Linked DNA regions of Homo sapiens: region 2 is linked to region 1. Evidence: chromatin contacts called from ENCODE Hi-C data. All regions are on one chromosome and are shown on one strand. The core of a region is the stretch at or near the end of the contact, and the rest is flanking DNA. Distances in the headings are between cores, read along the strand shown. Region 1 holds the start of TMF1 (TATA element modulatory factor 1). Region 2 overlaps SLC25A26 (solute carrier family 25 member 26).

The links. Hi-C counts contacts between places; a loop is a spot of excess contacts on that map. Pooled maps may share reads with other maps.
Region 2: a pooled map shows a loop between it and region 1 (6-fold over the local background). The contact joins the enhancer-like site here to the promoter of TMF1 in region 1. A Hi-C loop is called at or near these places in 4 of 50 pooled maps.

Annotation. Positions count from the first base shown.
Region 1 is chr3:69,047,628-69,054,081 of GRCh38, forward strand. TMF1 (TATA element modulatory factor 1) reads right to left here and starts at 4,706. Exons shown (of 17, transcript NM_007114.3): 1 at 4,318-4,706; 2 at 1-935. The coding sequence starts at 4,459. It overlaps MIR3136 (microRNA 3136), which reads right to left and starts at 1,408; the gene lies at 1,331-1,408. RefSeq lists an enhancer at 4,298-4,767.
Region 2 is chr3:66,297,237-66,304,050 of GRCh38, forward strand. All of the region lies in intron 5 of SLC25A26 (solute carrier family 25 member 26), which reads left to right. Among named protein-coding and RNA genes, the nearest start is that of SLC25A26, 80 kb to the left of the region's middle. Within about 2 kb of position 5,220, at least 5 of the 41 ENCODE cell types and tissues checked have a DNase peak (open chromatin) inside an H3K27ac peak, as active enhancers do.

The sequences.
Region 1 (6,454 bases), core at 3,456-5,955:
TATAATAGGCACTAAAGCATATCCCTTGCCTGACAATTCATCATCTGAATTGATTTCACTTACACTCCGGCTATCTAATGACTGTACACTAAATGAGTCTATTCTTTCAAAAGCATCAGATGAACAGCAACTCTCAGTGAGTTTTTGGAAATCATCTAAACGATTATATTCAGGACAAGCAGATGCAGAGAGAAGCTGAAAAGATGTCTGCATCAAGTGAAGACTTGATTTTGAATCTGTAGTCTCTTGTCTCGAGCTCGCTGAGCTCTCACTTATTACACTTTCATGATCTAAAACTTCAATATCACTGGTGGTAGAAGTACCTGATGAAAAGGTACTAACAGGAGGAGAAGGTGTATTGCTCTGCCTGTCTTCATGTTTTTGTTCCTTAGGTTCCAAAGCTATGTCCTTTGTTTCTGCTGTGAGAGACTGCGTAGACGTATTAGATATACTTTCCATAGTTGTTTTCACATCAATTACACTTTCAGATACTTTCAAACTTACAGTTGGCACCTTCATATCCGATTCTTTATTAACAGTTTCTTCGTGCTTGCCTTCAGTTTTAGGTGATGAAGTACCTGCTGCCAGAGTTTCCCCTGAAACACACAAAGAAGAGTCTTTTACTTGTGATTCAGTTGTTTCAGGAGTTCTTGACTGGCCAATGTGCAAGGATTCATGTAAGCTGCTTTTCACTTCTTCTTCTGGTCGTTGTGATTTTGCTGGAGGTTTTGATACCACTGGACTCTTCTGAATGGTCTGGACATCAGTTGGCGAGAGAAAGGCACTGAAGAAATTTTCAGATTCATCGACCACAGTCCTCCGAACTGGCTTTGTGATTGCTTTAGGAGAGGCTATTGGTGGACTCTGAGGTTCAGTGTTTGATTTCAACCCCCAGGTTGAAGTATCCCATCCTCCACTGACAGGGGAACTTATTCCTTTAACAAAAAAGTAAATATTAAAAAAGAACACATATATGTTACATTAATATTTCAATCATCATTATAAATCAGTATAAATATAAATTTAGAAAAAATACCCTATGAAATACCTGTAATTTGCACCTGCTAAACTCCTTGCTTACTACATCATTAAGTAGTTTCCAAGTTAATACAGGGACTTACGGAAGAAAACTGGTGTGGGTCCACCTGAGAGGAAGGAGGAGCACAGACAAAAGACTGGGCCTGGCCTGGACTACCAGATGCGAGTATGTTATTCCTCCCCACAACAAATTAAGGAAGTAACAGTATATGTTTTATAACCCACAGTAAGTCCAAGATACCTATGATTCATCTCATAATAACACGCTTTACTTATCAATATGAAATAAACTAATATGGAACTAACTGAATAGGTTGGGCCATGTGCAGTCACAGAAAAATGACCCTACCTATTCAGTCAGTTTCATATTAATTTTTACTTGTAATATCAGTAATATAGTTATGAGCTAGACAAAGGGCAACACTCAAAAACTGAACTCAGTGGGTATGGAGGTTCACACCTATAATCCCAACACTAGAAGAGTCATTTGAGTCCAGGAGTTCAAGACAAGCCTGGGCAACATAGTGAGACCCCTGTCCCTACAAAAAAATTTTTTTAATTAGCTGGGCCTGGTGGCCCACATATGTGGTCCCAGCTACTCAGGAGGCTGAGGTGGGAAGATCATCTGAGCCCAGGAGGTGGAAGCTGCAGTGAGCCATGATCAAACCACTGCACTTCAGCCTGGGTGACAGATCGAGAACCTGTCTCGAAAACAAACAAAACAACAAAAGCCTCAAACCAAGATAATGGTGACAAATGTTCTTTCCCGAAGATCATATTAAACTGATGGGAATGGTAAGTTCTAGAGAACAAATTCATTTTCATCCACTTAATCACAGGCTGATTCTCTAAATCCCACTCTCCAAGCCCACTCTAAGAGGAAGTTTTGTTCTCAAATTCTAAATTATGTCAGAAATTACAAGGTCATTATAAATTTCAGAAATGTGTGTTTTTTTAAGAACTATTGCTCTTTGACATAGAGGTGGTTGACACTAGGGTTTTTAAAAAAGCGCTACAAAGAAAATGACTGTTTTCTTGGGGAAAAAGTTAATTATCATATCAGTCATACAAATAGCTACTACTAAAATCCTGATTTTTAAAAATGGCATAATCAGGATCTTAAAAATGGTATATTCGTTAAAGTATTTAAAGCATTTCTTTAAAAATGTTTTCTTTTTCAAATTAAAATGTGGCTGAACAAAATATTCACAAAATATTCACAATTAGAAGTTGGTGGAGAGAGCACAAGTAACTAAAAGCTTCTAAAAACTATCAAGCCTTATAGTAGAATCTATCCTTTAATATGACTTCAGGCCAGGCGCAGTGGCTCACGCTTGTAATCTCAGCACTTTGGGAGGCCGAGGCGGGCGGACCACCTGAGGTCAGGAGTTCAAGACCAGCCTGGCCAACATGGTAAAACCCTGTCTCTACTAAAATTACAAAAATTAGGCAGGTGTGGTGACGCAAACCTGCAATCCCAGCTACTCGGGAGGTTGAGGCACGAGAATCACTTGAGCTCAGGAGACAGAATCTGCAGTGAACAGAGATGGCACCACTGCACTCCAGCCTGGATGACAGAGTGAGACTGTGTCTCAAAAAAAAAAAAAACAAAAAAACAAATATATATATATGTAAATATATGTATGACTTCAAAGGCAGTTAGGATGAAAAGTATGTAGAAAACTTCAGTTTGGAGGCATAGTTCTACACATTCATTTGCACAATATCCAAACCAGAGAAAATCAAAATTAAATATGCAAATGAACAACCAAGATTATGTCTGATTAATTTAAATACATTCAAAAGATGACAGGAATTAATTTTGCCTCTTGGAGAATACTTTATATAATCCCAGGGTTATTTGGTATCCATCTAAATTATACCATTCTGAAGACTATGGGCATTTTCCGAAAACAAATATCCTTATATGTAAAACCTATATTCTATCTTATCTAAAGTTTAGTAATTCTAATTAACTGGGGCACATATGAAAAAACAGAGTTACTCCAGCAAGGTTATATGACATCTTGTAAAAAGTAAAGAGGATCATCACATACACACATGGACCAAAATATCTTAAACTGAGGTACCTCAAATTTAGGTCCTGACTTTTCAATGATGTAAAATTAAGAACAGAAACCAGAAAGGAGTAGTCAAGTACATCTCTTATCCTTTTTCACACAAAGGTTCACATCCCCCAACACCAGCAAATCTTTACCCCACACATCAAATGCTGAACTGTTCCTTAGACTTAAGAGTCAAAAGCAACTGAATGAAGATCCCTGAAAGATTAAGCTCAATGAAACTGCAAAGAGAGACTTGGCTATTCAGAAATAAAATGTGATACCATCCAGAAATCTTGGGTCACACATTTTCCGGCTAATACCTCCGGCACATTCTAATCCTCCTCCGCCGTGTGACCTAGAGCAAGTTACTTGGCCATTCTGGGCCTCATTTTCCTCTTATGTAAAACACGGATATAAACCAAGCTCTCTCTGGGAGTTGTTCTGAAGATGAGAAGGCCATAAAAAAGCACATTACAGGCTCGTGCCTGTAATCCCAGCACTTTAGGAGGCCGAGGTGGGTGGATCGCCTTAAGTCAGGAGTTCCACCAGCCTGGCCAACATAGTGAAACCCCGTCCCTACTAAAAATACAAAAAGTTGCCGGGCGTGGTGGTGGGCGCCTGTAATCCCAGCTACTAGGGAGGCTGGGGAAGGAGAATCGCTAGAACCTGGGAGGCGGAGGTTGCAGTGAGCCGAGATCGCGCCACTGCACTCCAGCCTGGGCGACGGAGTGAGACTCCGTCTCAACAACAACATAAAACCACATTACGCGCTACCAAGCGCGAAATGTTCACTGACTGTTAGCGATTGTTCTTCCCTTCCCTGATGATTTACGTACTTCAGACCTTGGATCCCAACAGTGCCCGAGACGCGAAGCAATTCGAGGTTCAGGTTCGGGAAGGTTGTGCTTGGAAGCTGCGTCGAGGGAGAGCTTGAGGGCAAGACCAACCAACCAAGTCCCCTGTCATCCAAGTCCACAAGCCTCGCACCCAGGACCAAAGAAAGACAAGGGGGAACCTGGATCTGGGTTTTCCCTCAGGAAAACAGCAAAGACCGACTTGGAGGCTGAAGCAGCATTAGGGAACGGGCCGGGGAGAAATTACTTCCTGAAAACTCTCTCAGCAAGGAAGGACCCCTCTCTACACCACTTAACCTGCCTGCATCAAGAGAACAGCAGCCTCCGGGAGCCAGGAACCCCGCTCCTCTCTCTCTTACCCGGCTCTCCATACGGAATGGTCTCGGCCCAGATGCTCGGCTCCTCTTCCTGGATGTCCAGAACCCTGTCAATAGACTTCTGGGCCTGGGACAGGGCCTGCTTAGCGAAGCTGGAGAGCTGGGAGGCGTTGAACCAACTCATCGCCCCTCCTCAGCCGGCAGTGGCGGCGGCAGCACCAAGCGGGAAGGCCTCAGGCCTGGGGAAGGGTGCAGAGGAACGGCTTCGCTCCCCTTTTCCACTCGGCTGGTTCTGTCAGCGTGTGGCCATTACCCCGACAGCCTCCCGCGAGCCCGGGATGTTACCCTCGGCCGTTCCCGCACAGCTGAGACGAAGGGGGCCCATGTGCGCATGCGCTTGCTTCTTCCACGTACACAGCAACCAAATCTACGAGCCCAGAGTTCGGTCGACAGACGGAAGAACAGAAGAACGTTGACGTCACATCCGGGAGCGCAGGGTTGCCGTTAGTTACCGAGGAACGCGGAAGGGTTTCTATTGATGTCGATTTCGTGCTTACAGCAGTTCTTAGCGAAGGGGAAGCTATGGCTACCGATAGAGGTCGATTTCCCCGGAAGGAATATTCAAGTTTTCGTGTGTGTGCTTTCCAGGAAAATAGTTCACGTGCTAAAAGCTTGCACCTTGCCAGCAATAATTGCAAAGGGAAATTGGGCCTCACACTTCTCTTAGCCCTTTGTCTCAAATATTTAATAAGCTCTGTATTAACTTGGTATTGTAAGGAGAAACACTTGTTTGGGCTTGCCTAAAAGACAGGATCACGTATGAACACTGTGTCCAACTCGTGGAACACATGGTGCATAAAGCACAACCTCTCTCTCAAAATAGTAGTAAACTCATTGCTGCAGTCAAAATACCCCTAATACTGTGGTCTGTCGGTGTCCCCTGCACAAATTCCTATGTTGAAACCTAATCTCCAATGGGACAGTATTAAGGGGAGCCTTTAGGAGATGATTAGATGATGATGGAGCCCTCATAAATGGGGTTAGTGCCCTTATAAGAGAGGCCCAAGGGAGCTCACGGCAAGAAGGCACCAACTCTAAGCCAGAATAGCAGCCCTCACCAGACACCAAATCTGCCGGCTCCTTATCTTGGACTTCTCAGCCTCTAGAACTGTTAAGAAACAAATTGCTACTGCTTATAAGCCACCCAGTTTATGGCAATTTGTTACAGCAGTCCAAATGGACTAAGACACCTAGGAAGCACTAAAGCTGTTATCCTAACAATGTGCACTGTGCATATTACTTAAAACATAACCTTTTCTGTGTGCATTCTCTTCGAACATTTGGACATGGGAAAATACCTTAAATTGGTGGCCTTCCTAATCCAGTCTGCAGCTATATTTGGTTTGGGCCCAAGTTAAAGACAAAATCCTAACTAAAAGCCAGATTTCATTCAAAAATCTAGATTTCCAGCTGCTTTTGAAAAATATGAATACCAAGCATGGGAATAGTCAGCCAGAGTGGTCACCAAATAATTTTCACTCACTCCAGTTTGCCACAGACCCCTATCACTCATCCTATTACACCCTCCCTGCTGTGATTATTTACCTTATATGCCTGCCTCCCATATTTGAATATTTTACCCCACTGCAAGGAACTCTGCAAAAAAGAATTATTTTTCTTTTAAAAAATCAGATTGAACCCCTTAAGAAGTTATAATCATCTTCCAATAATTTTATCTAACTACAGTAAAAACTTGCATGTTAAAACTAACAATTTAGTCATGTACACAAGTAGTACCAAGTAACTCAAGTACTTTCAAACAGCTAAGTAGTCTGCAGAGGAGATTTGGGGCAGATTCGGGTTGAAATTAGCTGTACAGTTACAGTTCCAAGACTTCTAATTGTACAGCTTTGGTGAAATGACCTACCTAAACCATCTAAAACTATTTATTCAGCTCTCAGATAGAGTCACCTTCTTACAATGCTACTTTGAGAATTATTATAGCACCTATATGGTGCTAAATTTTAGTTCCTTCACTTTCAAAATTGTAAGCTACACCTGTAACTTTTCAGGTAGAGCTTATAAATTTATTCCGTATGGTTTTATAATAAAACTTATTTGTCAATATGTAGCTAGAAAGATTACTGAAAACTTAACTCAGTGACACATAAGTAACCAA
Region 2 (6,814 bases), core at 3,970-6,469, 2.7 Mb before region 1:
AGAATTGCTTGAATCCGGGAGGTGGAGGTTGCAGTGAGCCAAGATCGTGCCATTGCCCTCCAGCCTGGTCAACAACAGTGAAACTCCATCTCAAAAAAAAAAAAAAAAAAAAGAATGTCTGGCATTAATTCTAGAACTGAGATGCTCTTTTGCTTAGTAAAGTCATTTTTTCTTTTTGATCATTAAGCTACATGAGGTTTTGTAATGCATTCCATTTGTGGCTGTTCTTTATCAAAATATTACTATAACAGTAGCTTCCTTAGTACATCAGACATCAGGACACTGAAGGTCTAGTTGCAGTTTTGCCACTCGCTATCTTGTGCCTTTTGAAGTTGTTTAATCTCTCTGGGTATTGATTTCCTTTTTTAAAAAATAGTTGGTAAACTATGACCTGTGGGCCTAATCCAGATCACAGCCTGTTTTTGTAATAAAGCTTTATTGGCATGCAGCCACTTTCTTTCATTTATGTATTGTCTGTCTGCTTTCACACAACAGTGGCAGAGTTGAGTAGTTGTAACAGAGACTGTATGGACCATAAAGCCTAAGCTATTTATTATCTGACTCTTTACAGAAAAAGTTTTCTGAATCCTAGACTAGATCATCTTTGAGGGCTGTGCTGTGCCTTAGATTAGATTTCCTTTTTGTCAATTTCTCTTTAATTCTAAGTTCTCAAAAGATGTCTGTCTTTAAAGGATATAGCATATCATTTCCTCGTTATCAAATTTGCAAATTATGAAAAGAAGGAAAATACTGAGTAGATCATTGGTTCCCAAAGTACAGTCCCTCCACGAATAGCAGCTGCATTCCCTAGGAACTTGCTAGAAATGCAGAATCTAAGTCCCCACTTGAGATCTTCTGAATCAGAAACTTGGGGTGAGGCCCAGAATTTGTGTTATACACCCTCTGCATGATTCTGATGCATTCTGAAGTGTGAGAACCACTGGACTAGGTGATACAAAGTTCAGTTAACAGATTTTCTTCTGTTTTGAAAAAAAGAAGAGCTTAAATACCAAAACCATTTGATAGGTATATCAGGAGGAAAATGAAATGTTGGATATTATTACTAAGCTGGTGAAATTAATATTTTCTCTAGTAAAACTCCTTGTCATAAATTGTGGATAAGTTTTAATATAATGAGAAATTTCTGAGAGGTACATCTGTGTCACTTTCAGCATATTTTTAATGGACAGAAAAGTAAATATGATTTATTTCTTTGTGGGGTTTTCTTTTTTTGGTGGGAGATCACTTTGAATTATTTCAAAACTGATGATTTGTAATAAACAGTTTTCAGAATAAAAGAATTACATTAAGAATTAATTTGCTTGTGAAGAAAGTGTCTTAAGAAAAGAGCATTTAAGGGGCACAGCAGCCTCTGCTGTAGCTGGATTTCTTACCCATTTTAAGTGACATCAGTGTTGAATTGACTTTTTCCTCAGTGCTAAAAGCTGCTAGAAATGAGCACCAGTCACACTACTGATCTGTGTTAGGAAAGATCACAAACACAGTACTTTGTAATAAATGTCAGAGGAATAGCAAAATTGTACATGTCAAGAAAGCATTACAGGATGACGTTGCTATTTGGAGAATTGCTTTCATCTTTGAGATATCTCACACCTGCTTCATTTGGCATAGGTTGTTTCTATTTCATGAAAAACAGTCTTTTCCCTCCCCCAGATCCCAAGTTACATAGAAACAGTATGCTAACAAGGGAAAAATTTTAACATAAAAACTCACTTGAAGGTGCCATCTAAAAACTCAGTGTGTAAACTTAGTTAACTAACTTTATTTTGTTGAAAAGGGACCCTTGGTTTGTGTGTGTGTATGTGTGTGTACACATGAATACGTACCTATGTATACATTTGTTACTGTGTGTGTGTTTATATATGTATGTATACAGTTCATTTGATGTGCGTGTATATGCACCCATTTCCATGTATGTATTTAAAAGAATACATACAACAAACTTTTTTTTTGAGGCAAAGTTTCCCTCTGTCACCCAGGCTGGAGTGCAGTGGCACAGTCTCGACTCACTGCAACCTCCGCCTCCTGGGTTCCAAGCGATTCTCATGTCTCAGCCTCCCGAGTAGCTGGGACTACAGATGTGTGCCACCATGCCTGGCTAATTTTTGTGTTAGTAGAGACTGGGTTTTGCTGTGTTGGCCAGGCTGGTCTTGAAGTCCTGGCCTCAAGTGATCTGCTCACCTCAGCCTCCGAAAATGCTGGGATTATAAGTGTGAGCCGATGTGCTTGGCAAACAAACTTTTGTATATATAATCCTTTCATACTAATATTTAACTACTTGTAAAAACTATGTTAACCCCCAGTCACTAACACAGTTCCGTAGTCCATATTTATTATTGCTTCTTTCACTTTTCTCCTTTCTTCATGCATGAAAATATAATGTGATCCAAGGGGGTATGTGTGCATGAGGTGTGTGTTTATAGAGTAACAGTTAAATGTCTCGAAATAAACTGATTTGGATTTTTAGGTTATAGATGTTTTTGTTTTTTATTAAACGTCTTGATTGTTTGACTGTCATGGTTGTTTGTATAACTCCTTGAGAAACTTCCACATGCGGGTAGTTTTTGAAAAAGAAAATATTTATTTGCTTCAGTTTTTCAGGGGATGGTATCATACTGCTTTTTCACATTTTATGGGTGACATATTTGGCTATCTCTGGGCAAAAATCCAGTTAAAAATAATAGTATTTAATATTTAATAAACTACCAGGCTTTTGAGCCATCTGGAACTTTATTTTCTTTGCACGCAGCATCTGAGTTTCAGCTGTTAGCGTTTCTCCTTTGCTCTGGGAAGGGTCAATTGCTTTTAAAGTCTTTGAAGCTTGCTGTGTCAGCCCTTTTCATATTTTCAAAATGCCCGTGTAAAAGGGTTTTTCATCCATTCATGCTGATAAGTCTTTTGAACTTGAGGTTTGAACCAAGCTAATCAAATTTAATTATAGCTTAAATCCCGTTACAGTGAACTCCAGTGGACTTCTAGGCTAGGGTTTTTTTGTTTTGTTTTTTTTTTTTTTTTTGGTGTTATACTGGAATTTAGCCATTACCAATATTACTTGAAGTGAGCAGGCCATTGACTGCAGTTTGGGAGACCTTTTGTAATGGTCAGATTTTAGTTATAGTGACATTGGCAATATGATTTGAACTTTATTCTTTTCCAAAGGAAATAATTGAATTAGCCACAAGTAAAATTTCTTGTTCTTTGCATATATTTCAAATTACCTTTTCCTATTTGTCTTAAACAATTTTGAACAATTAAAATCTTAAAAGTACTTTCTTAAAGAGTCCTTTGGTGGTGGTGTCGCTGATGCTCGTTTTTTGTTTTTAAGATCCATAACAGAATAAGGATTTATATACATCCTCCTAGGGATAATGTCATGGTTTCTGCATATTTGCATAGCATTTTGAGAGAGACTTTTTCCTTTTTGCTTCATGAAAAAAAGTTTGAGCAGTATAATTTTCTAGAAAGAAGGAAATATAAATATTTTAGACTGTAGCATATACTAAAGGGAGGTGGACTAGTACTGATATTTTTAGTGCTTTCTTCAAAATGATTGCTAACACGTGTATTATATTTTAGTATCTTGTTGCATTCACTTGTTAATCTGTATTTATGCTTCTGTATATGCAGAGTTTTTTGTTTTTTCCAACACAATTTAAAATTCTACTTAAAAATTACTTGTTTGGATTTCTAAGCAGATTTGGGAATTACGGCATTGAAAATACTTTGTTGCTTTTTATGTCTCAATAAAGTCTATGCATTTTTATAATATTGGACCAGTGTTTGACCTGCCAGAATAAAATGATGATAGAACTCATTGTGTCCTCAAATAATTGGATTCTGAAATGGAAGATAGGGTTCATGAAGAATAAAAAATAGTAGATCTCATGTAAAGGTGAAAATTTACTTTTCTTTTTAGTATTCAACTCAAAATTGCCAGTTTCCCTGAATTTATTATAGCAATTTCTCTTGTTTTAAAATGAAGTGAAATGTGAAGTTAATTTACATACTAGCTGCTTTGAAGTGTAATTTTGCTTGCCAAGTTGTTACAGATTTTTATACAGACTTTTTAAGGAATTTAGTAATAATGCTGCCACAGTGTGTAGGACAAGTTCATGCCTTGCATCTTTGATGGGCGTTAGAATTGTTTGCCACAGTTCCCACTCTGGTTGGAGGGCACAACCAATTCGTCTATGCCTTTTGACTTCCATGCCGGAGAGTGTGACTTCTGCATCTGTTTGTTAGTATTTTTATGTAAGCAGAAGCCAAGAATGTCATTAGAAAGTAAAACTTTAACAAGAGGGACTGAATCCTACTAGGCCAACATAATTTATAGAGAGCAGGGGCTAACATTTTCATTTGGGAAAAATGCTTCCATTTCTATACGTGTTTAGACGGAGTACCTTAAGCATTGTTTTAGTCTTTTCCTATCTACATGTTACCATTCAGAACTTAGGTGGATGAAACACATTTTATATGTAGTTACAGAGAGATACAGAATTAAAAGCCTACAGATACAAGCATTAGAATTGTGACGGGGGTAATTAGAAACATGGAGTCTGAAGGTAGCCTATCTGGATTCAAATCCCAGCTCCAGTACTTAGCCATGTGGCCTTAGGCAAGTTATTTAAACTGACTTATTTTGTTCCTCTGTAAGATGAGAGTAACAATAATACCAACCTCATAAGGTTGTTGGGAAAATTACATGTGTTCCTGCATATGAAGTGCTTAGGACAGTGCCTGAAATACAGTCCTATATAAATGTTATAATTTATGATTATTGTTGTGATGATAATGATGATAATATCACTAGCAGCTCCTCTGAAACTTGTTGGCCTCATCCAAGGCCTATCACTTAGCTTTATCCCCAGTGTCTCTAATACTCCATCTGTTGTGCAGAAGTATATCCTGAACCTTCCTCCCTCTGAATTTGCCCACTTGGCACCTCTTCATTTGCTCTTACAATCTCTAGACCATAAATTTCAAAGACGTGGCCCAAAATGTTGGACTCAAGGTTTTTGCAAACTACAAGCTAACATGTTAAAATTGAGTGGTTTCATATACAACTCCAGTTATCCAAGTTTTCTTGGACAATCTGGGTATCTGGTCATAGTGGGCCTACATTTCTGCATGGCAGTAATTGTCTAGAACAGAGTAGCGGCTGCTTGTTTTGACAGAAACTGCTCTCCATGTCATCAGAGTCCCTGCCACTTCCTGTTGTTTTGACACTTTTCTCATTCTAGTCATCGATATCATTTTTTTGGGTCATGTAATACTTATTTGCTGCCAGCAGTTTAGAGTAAGCAGCGGTTCTCCACCATGTGTTCTGCACACTCATACTCCACTAGGCCTTTGCTGATAGGTCACCAGATTTTGATTCATGTGTAAAACATACATTAGTTAAAATCAAGTATGCATAATAGTGTTTTGGCTTTGTCTGTCAGAAGCAACATTGAGCTGGGCAGGTGTGCTTGTGTATTAGAGCTAGATACAACTTGGTGAAAAGGTTAGCCCATATTTAAGTTCAAACCAAAGAACAGTGATTAAAGCCCAAGCCAAAGAAAATTGAGATATGGGAGAGCTTTGCCTTCTGAGTGTGTAAGGGAGCACAGGTGGTGCACGCCATGTGTTCAGTGTCTCAGTGCTAGGGAGTCAGCAGGGATAAAGAAAGATAACTGATGCCTTAGAGCAGAGTTTAAGGGGCTGTGGATTGTGTCCATGGGGACCCCCCTTTGCATTCCAGGCTGTGTAGCAGCATCCCTGGCCTCTACCCACTAGATACCAGGAGCACCTCCCGTGAGTAGTGACAATTTAAATGTCCCCTGGGAGGTTGAAAGATGCAGAAGACATTATAATATAGTAGTTATCATGGTCTAGTCACTGTTGACATCTTTAATACTGCTTTTAGTCTTTGAATCCTTTGAAATATTGGCTTTGTACTCCACTTTTCTAAAGCATTCAGTATTTATTTTATGGCCATTTTACTACAGTATCAGAGAGGAGATATACTTCTCTCCCCCTCTCTAGTCAAGCACAACTGCAAGTATCTTTAAGGCGCAGCCACCTTTAAGGAAAGACTTCTGGGAACAGCTAACTGTGTTGGAGGAACTGGGCTGTGGCTCGTCCTCTGCTGCTCGTTAGCCCTGTGAACCTGGGGAGGCTAGCTCCCTCTCTTAGTCTTGGCTAAAAGTGAGGTGGCTGGATCAGATAATCAGCAAGATGCCTTCCAGGTAAGATTAGGCTGTAAGTCAGAAAATATTGTAGGACTTCTGAAACTTTAACTGCCAGTCAAGATCACTTAACTAGAATGTCCCACATTTTTCACTCCATTGAAATGAGTAACTTCAAGTGTCATGTAACATCAGGATCACTTAGGGGAATGTCTAGAGGTGCAGTAGATGATTGTTAGCTTTCTGTTGCTGTGTAATGAATTACCACAACTTTAGTGGTTTAAGGTGACATATATTGATGATCTCATGGGTCTCTACAGCAGCAGTCTGAGGACCGCGTGGCTGAGTTCTCCATTCACTGTTTCACACAGTGACAGTCAAGGTGTTGCAGGGACTGTGATCTCATCTGAGGCTAGGGTCCTCTTCCAAATGCACAGGGCGGTTGGCAGATGGCATTTCCTTGTGGCAGTATGACTGAGGATCCTGTTTCTTGTTAGCGATTGGATGGTGACCACACTTTACTTCCAGAGGCTGCTCTGAGGTCCTTGCCATGTGGCCCCCTCCATAGGCCCTTTTACAACATGAAATTTTATTTCTTCAGAGCCAGCAGGAGAATCTCTCACACT